Linked DNA regions of Mus musculus: region 2 is linked to region 1. Evidence: chromatin loops called from intact Hi-C (ENCODE). Cell type or tissue: left cerebral cortex. All regions are shown on one strand. Region 1 overlaps 4930402H24Rik (RIKEN cDNA 4930402H24 gene). Region 2 overlaps Ddrgk1 (DDRGK domain containing 1).

Evidence for each region. Peaks named below come from ENCODE experiments on the same cell type or tissue, not always from the same donor. Only the 100,000 strongest peaks of a DNase experiment are listed, where the experiment ranks them.
Region 2: a loop joins it to region 1, with 9 times the contacts of the local background. A loop is called at or near these places in 1 of 42 quality-filtered maps.

The regions. Positions count from the first base shown.
Region 1 is chr2:130,736,507-130,741,506 of GRCm38, forward strand. It overlaps 4930402H24Rik (RIKEN cDNA 4930402H24 gene), which reads right to left. Exons shown (of 37, transcript NM_029432.2): 23 at 3,895-3,983; 24 at 2,865-2,963; 25 at 2,475-2,592; 26 at 873-961; 27 at 1-119. Among named protein-coding and RNA genes, the nearest start is that of Slc4a11, 41 kb to the left of the region's middle. In left cerebral cortex, CTCF peaks have their summits at 2,109 (motif pointing left) and 3,387; DNase peaks (open chromatin) are centred at 1,675 and 3,811; H3K27ac peaks cover 3,868 bases.
Region 2 is chr2:130,654,257-130,659,256 of GRCm38, forward strand. It overlaps Ddrgk1 (DDRGK domain containing 1), which reads right to left. Exons shown (of 9, transcript NM_029832.2): 5 at 4,333-4,455; 6 at 4,044-4,082; 7 at 930-986; 8 at 406-454; 9 at 1-66. Gm52563 (a long non-coding RNA gene) reads left to right here. Exons shown (of 3, transcript XR_003954061.1): 3 at 534-984. Among named protein-coding and RNA genes, the nearest start is that of Ddrgk1, 7.9 kb to the right of the region's middle. In left cerebral cortex, no CTCF peak of the experiment used is centred here; DNase peaks (open chromatin) are centred at 2,453, 3,452 and 4,460; H3K27ac peaks cover 4,837 bases.

The sequences.
Region 1 (5,000 bases):
AAGCTGACTGGCGGGCAGAACGGTTCTGTTGGGCCTCCAGGGCACTGGAAAGGTATTTTTGGAAGTGGGCAGCATGGAAACATTCAGAGCTGTCCATGATTTGCCGGTATACCATCCATCTGGAAGCAGCAAAGGTAATCTAAGCATAAGGCTACATATGGCCCGGTCCTGAGAAGCCCTGTCACAGATGTAAATGTAACCCGTAGTCTCAAAGACATGCTGCCAATGACTATGGAGAGAGCTACTGTGGGACCACAGAAAAACAGAGAGGGAAGGCAAGAATTCAGACTGCTTTAGAGTTATTCTAAAATAACCAGGAATGGTGGCATGTGCCAATAATGCCAGCATTCAGAAGCTGAGTCAGCAGAGGACTGTCAGTCAATCTGAGGTCACTCTGGTTATCATCTCAGAGACACAGAGGCAAGGCTGGGAACAGGGAGCAGGAGAGGGAAAAGAGGGAGAAGAATGGAGGGGGAGGGAAGAGAAGGAAAAGGAGAGAGGGAGGGAGGGAGGGAGGTAGGTAGGGAGGGAGGGAGGATAAGAGACGCATACACAAATTGGATGTTTGGAAGATACAAGCAGAAAGATCAAGAATCCAAGGTCACCTTCAGCCACAGCTACAGCAAGTTCAAGGCTATCCCAAAGTAATAAAATTCTATCCCCCAAATAAAAAGAAAGCTTTCAGGACAAAACCCTAGGTGTGAGGATCTGGTTAACCTGTAAACACAGTCTACTAAATGAAGAGATAGTGGATGCCAGCTGTGTCAATAGCGTCATACTAAATGCCAGTAGAAGTCTAATGTTTCCCATCACCAGGGCAGGCCCAGGACAGGCTCTCTTTCCCCAAAGCAAATGTAGACCCCATTACTAACCTGCCATACTCCTTATGCAGAGTGATCAGGAAAGCACAGAGCTTGCTGGCATGACAGCCTGGGAGACCAGTTACAATGCTGATGACAACCTACAGGAAAGAAAGCCATGTGGGTTTCTAACTCAGCTGGGGACAAAGAAACCCAGGCCCAGAGCAAGGCTTTGTGGGTGTGAGCTTCAGCACCACTGCTCGGAGTTCAGAGCGAATGGCAAAGTCTGAGGTCCCCGGTAGTTTTCTCTCAGCTTGACAGGAGCGAGGGTCAAATGGGTAGCGGTGTCTCAATTGAAAAAATGTCTCCATCAGATTGGCGGGTAGGCAAATCTATGGGACATTTTCTTAACTGCAAATTGATAGAAGGCCCAGCTACTGGGGAGGTGCCAATTCTGGGCAGGTGGTCCTGGGTTCTATAAGAAAGCAGGCTGAGCAAGCCATGAGGAACAAGCCATTAAGCAGCACCCCTCCATGGCCTCTGTATCACTCTTGCCTTCAGGTTCCTGCTCTGACTTCCCTCAGTGGAGTGGGACCTGAGAGCTGAAAGCTGATTATTTTTGGTCCTGGTGTTTTATCACAGCACTAGAGACCAAGCTAAGACACCTACTGACCTTCCAGGGTAAGTGTGAGGATTTGTAACATTTATTTATGTAAAAAATAACCAAGTTTTCCCACAGCATCTGTCCCTGTTCCACTTCAGATCTAGAGCGTTTGGAGAGCCTAACTTGCTCCTGGTAAGGAAGACATGCGGGGAGACTGTTTTGTAACACATTTCTTAGAGAACAGAAAGGCAGTCTGGGAACAAACTGTCCCAGCGCTGTTGGTGTGGGGTGAGCAGGGGAGTTATGCTCAGGTGTTCCTGGGGGCTGCCTGTGCTGAGTCAGGCCTCCCCTGCATGATAAGCTCTCACAGCCTTTGCTAGAGGAAGAGAGGCGCGTTCCACCAGCACAGCATGCCAGCAGCTTTCCCTCAGGTAGATATTCTAAGGCCAGCTGCAGAATTTACTGAGCAAGGACGAGTAGCTGAGGACAAGAATCCTGCACTCCCAGGAGAACGGTTATTACAACAACAAAGCCCGGGGGAGGCCTGTCTCCTGGATGTTTTTCTTTCTCTTTTCAAAAAGTTTTGGGCTGGAGAGATGGCTCAGCAGTTAAGAACCTGACTATTCTTCCAGAGGTCCTGAGTTCAATTCCCAGCAACTATATGGTCGCTCACAACTACCAGTAAAGAGATAATGAGATCTGACGCCCTCTTCTGGTGTGTCTGAAGACAGCTACAATATACTTATATATTGAGCTTTAAATAAAAGTACCTGGCTGGGTGACTCTTAAGAAGCCTACACCCAGGGCTAGAGAAATGGGCCAGTGGTTCAGAGCACTGGCTGTTCTTCCAGAACAACTGGGTTTGATTCCTGGCACCCGCATCAGAGCCCACGTGAGTTATAACTCCAGTCACAGAGGTTTCTGGTTTCCAAGGGCACTGCACACACACATGGTGCTCGAATATCCAGGGAGGGGACACACTTATGGAAGGGCTCCCCCGTGCCCTGGTGACTGACACAGGCCTGCAGAGTATCCACTGTAAATCAGCACACACTTGGTCAACTCCTCACCTTGTCACTCTCTACTTCGTGAGCAGGGCTCATCTCAGGTTGCTGCAGCAGGCCCACAAGATGGGCTCGCATCACAGGCTCCTGACCAATGCTGCCGATGGCAAAATGCTGGAGAAACCTAGAAAAACAGAGACAACTGACACATCACTGTCACTAGCCTTGCTTGACATGTCCACTCACATTAGTAAAGTCTTGCCTAAGTGCTAAAACGTAACCCTTAGAGAGTTACTCTTTCTGTGATATGTAAGTGTATGTGGCAGGTGACTACCCTCTCCAGGCTTCTGTAAGAAGCTGGAATAAAAGCTCAGAAAGGATCAACACTGAGGTTGATCCAACTACATTTCAAAAGCACAAACAGTAAACATCTAGAGCCAGATGCATACAACTCACCGGTCCAGCTCAGGAAGTTTGCCTGAGAGCAGTTTTGGGGAGCTCCAGTCCTGGGCAGGAGGGCTCAGCGCACTGAAGAGCTTCTGTGCATTGGAGTGCCTAGATCAGCAAGGGCTGAGGTTAGCACTGCACCTCCCGCAGCAAACGCTCTGTACACAGCTGGTTCTGAGGCCTCCAAGCCAGAGTCGTACTGTACTGACTTAAAGCCTGGTGCCAGTGCAACTGGCCTGCCCGACTCAAGGCTGGCCTTGGTTGTTTTGTTTGTTTTTGACAAGGTCTTAGGTTTTAATTCTGAGTTATAGTGGTTTGAAAGAGATGTCGCCTAAAAGTCTTGGGCATCTGAATACTAAGTCCCCATTTGGTGGCTGTTGGGGAGAATAATGAAAGTGGTCTTGCTCGAGGAGGTGTGTCATCGCCCTCTCTGCTTCGTGTCTGTACTTTAAAGTGTGAGCTCTGAGCTGGTGTTCTAGCCACCTGCTGCCCAACTCCACCACTGGGGACGCTTATCCCTCTAGAATTGTAATCCCAAATAAATCTTTCCTTCTGTAAACTGACTTGGTCATGGTGTTATCACAGCATCAGAAACCTCGAAAAGACATCACTGGATTTCCTCCTCCCCCTCTACTCTTTTCCAGGGTCTCAAGTACCCTAGGCTAGCCTCCAACTGGTTACATAGCTGAGTATGATGTACCCTAGGCTAGCCTCCAACTGGTTACATAGCTGAGTATGACCTTGAGCTTCTGATCTTCCCGCCTCTACCTCTCAAGTACTGGGATGACAGGAATGTGCCACTATGCCACTTATGCATGCTAGGCAGGTGCTTTCCCAACTGAGCCACATCCTCAGCTTGGACTTCATCTGCCTGTCGCTCTGTTTCCTCAGCACACCTACCACCTCGCAGCAGTGACATGACTATAGGCCCTTTCAGAAGCCAGGACCCCTCTGTTACATAATGTTGAGTCACCCTGCAGAGAAAGCACACCCACAAAGCTTAGGGAATTCAGCACAAACACTGGGGACAGCCACTTACAATCTCTTTTGTTCCGCAGATAATCCATCCTCCTGGATCACTTTTAAAGAAAGCCCTGAGTTATCCTGCTGTTGCCAGGGAGAGAAGACCTAAACAAAACAGAATTTAAACAAAGAACACTTTAAAGCAATAACAGGATATGGAATCCACATGGGATCTGATGACTGCTGAAAATTGACACTGTCTGTGCAGAGAAAAAATCATCACAAACAAGTTTGCTTCAAAATGACACCGGAAAGCAATTCTGTTTAGTGTTTTTCAGATCCAGAAATGCCTCTCTGGGTTCCTGTCCTCAGAGACTATGACCTTCCACAAGTAGGAAGCCTGGAAGCGGTGTCAGGAACACTGCAGGCTGCACGAGCATGCTCCTCTCTAGTGACAGGACCAGAAGGCAGTGGTGCCTGAGGGACAGAGGACGCCTGAAGGATGCTTTAAAGGCTACGTCTAGTTTCCCAGGTGGACTGCATGCACAAGCAGGTGGCAGGCAGGACTGCCCAGCAGGAAGGGAGAGACACAGCCTGAGAGAAGTCTTCAGACGACAGTCCTTGTTCCTTTGTATTCTATGACTCTCCTGAAGAAGGGACGCTGCTCATGAGCTGACCCACATCCTTCAAGAAGTTCTACCAGTCAGGATCCTAGCCACTGTTCTGGCTTTGACTACGGTGTTGTCTCACCATTTAAAAAACAAATGGATTATCAAAACACCTGCAACACCTCCATTCCCACATCTTCAACATTGTTTTTAACCTTATTTTGTTGTTATTTATGCTTTTAGAGAGTGTCTCACATAACCCAGGCTGGCCTTGAACTCCATATCTATCTAAAGCTAGCCTTGAACTCTTGATCCTCCGGCCTTGGCTTCCTAGGATTAGAGGCTTGCACTACCACACCTGGCTTCAACTATCACTTTAATGACATCACCATTCTAATTAAAAAAACCAAACCCAAACATGTACAGTTATTTGCACAGGTGTTCTGCCTGTATGTTTGGTACCACATGTGTGTACTGCCCTCAGAGGCCAGAAAAGGCATTGGATCTCCTGGACTAGAGTAATGTAGATGGTTGTGAGCCACAGTGCGGGTGATGGAACTCAAACCACAGTCTC
Region 2 (5,000 bases), 82 kb before region 1:
AATTGGCCACGGCAGCCAGTTCCTCTGGGGTTATGTAGATAAACTTGCCCCGGTCGTCAATCACACCTGTGGGGACATGCACGTAGTAGGACTGAGTCCTCCTGGGCTTTCTCTACCTAACCTGAGAATTTCCATCTATTCCTTTATAACTGATCTCCTGTCAGCCTTCCTGGGTACATCAAAGCCCATGTGGGTGAGTTGCACAAATCCTTTCTTCCCATGCCTCACTCCAAAGCTAGGCGGAGGCTTCTAGGTCTTCCTTGTGACCAAGTCCAATTCCTAAGTGTCCCTCACTGCGTATCCCTCCTGCCCCGGAGAGGCCAGGCTGCCTTTGGAACAAGTCTGAGGCCTCTGTGCTCACTCAAGCCCCACAGGTCAGGGCCTGTTTGTAGGCTTGGCTCTCACCTGTTAGAGTCCCCTCCGTCAGCAGGTCCTGGATGCGGTTTATGGCGTCCTGTGAGGAAACCAAGTCTCAGAGCTCGTTTCGTGGTTCCCATACCCACAGACCCATCATTTCTCCTCTCTCTCCCTAGGGTGCTACTCCTGCTGTGGCTGTGGTTCTCCTAGGAGGGAGTCCTGACTGAAGGGGCTCTGATCATTGGAAATGCCAAGCCCCGACGGAAGCTCTCTTCCAGCCGGAAAAGGAATAGTGGAGATGTCCCATGGCAAGACAACCTCTGGCAAGAAGTAACTAGATTTGGGCTGCGCTGGTCACAGGACAGTATAGCACTTGACTTTCCTTTTTCTTTCCTGTTCTTTTCATCTCTGTAGAAATGCAGAATTCCTGGAGTGTAAAGAAATCCCTACACTCTGTTCACTCTTGGTTGGGGACAGTCTGAAAGGGCATCACAACTTACCATCTTCAGGCCAGCCTCCTACTCTCTACTGGCCACAGACCCTGTAGCTATATTCCATATTCTCAGGCTTACCTGAGTCCTTAGGCCCATCTGGAAAGCCAGATCTTCCAAAAGCACAACCTTGGACTTCTACAGATAAAAGGGAGAGGAGAGAGAGAGGCTGAGACCACTTGGCCAGCTCTATGACAGTGTGATGCCCTATCTTTAAAAAAAGGTGGAGGGCACCTAAGAAACAATATGCAGAGCTGTCTTCTGGATTCTACATTCACACACACACACACACACACACACACACACACACACACACACACACCATTTCTTTAAACCAACATTTTCTAATTAATTAATTAATTAATTAATTAATGTGTGTGTGTGTGTATGTGCAACAACACACATGTAGAGGGCTCAGAGGACAACTTCCAGAAGTTGGTTCTCTCTAATCACCATGTGAATCCAAGGACTAAACTCAGATCTTAAGGTTTGACATCAAGTATCTGTACCTGCTGAGCCATCTTGCCAGCCCAAAAGTTGGTCTTTTGTTTTCAAGTTTTTAAAAATAGAAAATGGTTACCTAAGCCAGGTGTTGTGGTGCATATCTGTAACCTCAGTATTTGACAGAAAGAGGCAGGAAGGTCAGGAGTTCAAGACTGTACATTCATACACATTTAAAGGAAAAAAGAAGAACTGCAGGAATGGTAAACAAGAGTCAGTACCTACCGCTGAGCTAAAAGCCTATCTGGTGAAACAGACATACACAGACCAGATGATAACAGGCCTGAGGTCTTTCACAAGGCCCAGAGACTTGTTTCTCTCTTGTGTTTGCCTCACATTCTTCTGCTTCGATCTCCACTGTCCTGAGAGGTGTACACTTCTTTTCACTCAGCCTCTTCACACTGTCTGAGGCATAACCCTCTCTCACCTGGAATGGCCAAATAACTATCACTAAGGCTGGCAAGATGGTTGCCAGGCAAGTGCTTTTGTGCTTCTGAGGACGTGAGTCCAATACCTAGAACTCACATAAAGAAGCTGGGTGTGGCTGGAAGTGGCAGTGCTCGAACTCAGGAGGCAGAGGCCGATGGATTGCTGAGAGCTCAAGACTAGCCTGGTCAATGGAGTGAGACCCTGTCTCAAAAGCAAGCAAGCAAGCAAGCAAGCAGCTGGGTGTGGCAGCACTGCGCACTTGGAACCTCACTGCTGGAAAGGTAGACAGGTAGTCTATTTGGCTCACTGGCCAGCTAGGATAGCCTGCATGGTGAGTCCCAGAACAGCAAAACAAAGTACATCACTCCTCCTTGCAAGAAAAAAAAGGTGGACAGTACCCAAGGAATAAACAATACCTGAAGGCCCCCAGATATGTATCTCTGTGCTCACCAGTACATGGGAGCACCCACACTATACAAACACACACAAAGCAGCCCTGTGAACAGTGACAGTGTTCTCCCTCTGTGGTCCTGGGCCGTGTCTCATGACTGCTCTTGCACTCTTAGTAGAAACTTTAGCTCCAAACAGCTCACACAAGGAGTCACAGCTGGGTCCACGCATGCATCTGCCCCCACCTTTGCCACATATAGCATACGATTTGAGAGAAGGCGGTCCTTCGCATTTCTGTGAATCTTCCACAGCAAATGAGCTGGGGGAGTAATGACATGGTGACACCTCCTCAGCTACATATGGCATGTGACTTGTTGGAATGCCAACCCGTATGTGCAAGCAGGGGTGCGGGGTTGGGGTGGAGGGTTGGGAAGGATACAATCAAGAGGCAGCCGGGCCAGGGAGTGGGCAAGCGCAAAATGATCTGGCCAGCAGCTTCTACCTGTGACATAAACCAGGCACTAGGCTCTCCGGAGTCCCCTTCTATGCTGCCTGGTTCCTGAGGATCTGGCCCGAGGCAATGTTAGAGTCAAAGTGTACCTGCACAAACATTCCTAGCCATGGTAGGAAGGAGAACAGACATCCTTACTGTTGACATGAAGTGGGTTGTGTGCAGAAACCCTCCTCCAGTTCTGAAAATCTGTCTCAAGGGTCAGATCCCTTGGCGTGAGGAAGGTGGATAGAGTGAATTTCAGAAGTCCTCTTTCTTCCTCCAAGCGTTTGGAGAAGACCAAGAGTAGACTCTCCAGGGAACCACCAAAGGCAAGAGCCAGAACTACCTAGGAACTTTCTTCTGGCCCCTGCAGAAATGAGGGTAAAATTGAAGTTGCCCCCTAAATCTACCTGGGAGGCCTTGTGAAGGAAGTATTTTAGACCTATGCTGCTTCCCACTCTACAGGTAGAGGCAGATAGTTCTCAACAACAGGACATTGTGAAGTCACGCTCAGAGCAGTGTGCCAGGGTGGAGTGTGGGCTTCATCAAAGGAGAAGGCTTACAACCTAATGGAAAAGGACCCTCTGGAAGATGCTATGGCTTCTCCCTCTCAGGGATTCTGGGCCCCAGACATGAGCCCAGTCCCTCACTGCTGCTGGGAGATATCTAAGCCCTGCTCTCTTTTAGGAGAGGTGGGGGAGGATTATGCAAGCCCCAGCTTCTTGGCAGCCCCTGGTACCACCCCCAGTATCGCCCCCGCTCCCTCTGCACTCCTTCCCTCAGCTGCCTCTGCACCTCTGAGCTGCACTTGAAAACCTCTCCCCTTCTCGCATCCTTTGTGGGAGACAAGTTGCTTAGCAGCAAACGGATCAGGATGTGCTTATGCAACCCAGAGCAGCATCCGGACAGCCTGTGGAGTGGCTGTGGATGGAGGGACACTGCCGACTGCTCAGGATTGCAATGGAAACACTATCCTACTTCTTCTTGAAGGCCCAAACTCCCAGTCAGGACCACAGAGCATTTGTTCCGATTCAGTGGAACCTCAGCGTGACAGAGCTGACAGAAAACACATGTGAATTGACTTCAAAACATGATGACTCATTGAGCGTGGGGTCTGAAGAGCAGAGGGACTGTCAGTCAAGTATTAGGAAGCTATTGGAGGCTCCCACGCAAACCTCTGTCCTTCTCTACCTTCCAGGTCTGAAGAAAAGGAACTTTCCTGGCCAAGAACCAGCAGCCAACCCTTCTGGACCCCATGCCCATGACCCAACATTGAATGAGATAGACACACCTGCTTGGTCCTGAGAACATATACAAAATATACATAGACGCACGCATACTCACCTGCAGGAAAAGATATCAGAATTCTCTGAGCCTCTTACCTTGATGTAATTGATGAATTCTGTCAGGAAGCTGTGAGACTGAAGGGCAGAGAAAGCAGTGAGTGCCACCCCTGGTTGGAGGCCTGCTCACCCCCGCATGCTGCCCGCCTGCAGCCTGTCTTCTGTTCCCACCCCATCACCTGCTTTCATAAGAGGTAAGGACCTACACTTACTGGCACTCGACTCGCTTCTCAGTACACAGTCCCAAGTGTCTAAGGTGGTGTGGACGGCCTCGGACTTAACACACACTACCCTCATGGCACAGATCTCCCAGGAGTGATGGGCCCACCTGCTCCTCAGTCATGGTTTCGCTAACACCTTCTTCTTCTACCACGAAGGCCTCCTTCAGTTTCAGGTACTCCTCGTGCTCCCGCCGGGCCTGCTCCTCCTGAGCCTTCCTCTCTTCCTCCTCCTGTGGACACAGAGGAAGAGGCAGGTATTTGGGGCAGCTGCCCACTCACATCTGTTCCTGTCTGCAGGATACAAGCTTATGCACTCCAGAGACGGTGCTTCTTCAAGACTTTCACCCTTTGGTCTCAAGCTAACCAACAGGCAGAGGCTCTCCTCATCCGCCCTATCATTGCCCAGGCCACGCTGCCCGGACCCTTCCCCTGTCCTCTTGCTCAGGAGATTTACTTAGGAAAAAAAATCTTGAAAACCTTGCCGCAACTTCTTCCTGGTCATGTCTAGGTCTGAACAAGCAGCAGATTCTATACCCTACCGGCTGGCACATAGTCAGCCCACTGTTTCCTACCAGCCACGCACACAGCCAGCTCACTGTAGTCTGGCTTCTGAATCACCTGAGAAGAGAGTCTCACTAAAGAACTGTTCTGACTGCCTTGCTTGATGCGGGAAGGTCCCCCTTCCCGTGGCAGCCCAGACCAAAACGGCAGATCAGAAGATTGCCTCGCCCCCGCTCAGGCAGTCTCTCTGCTCACCTCCCTCTCCCATGGAGGC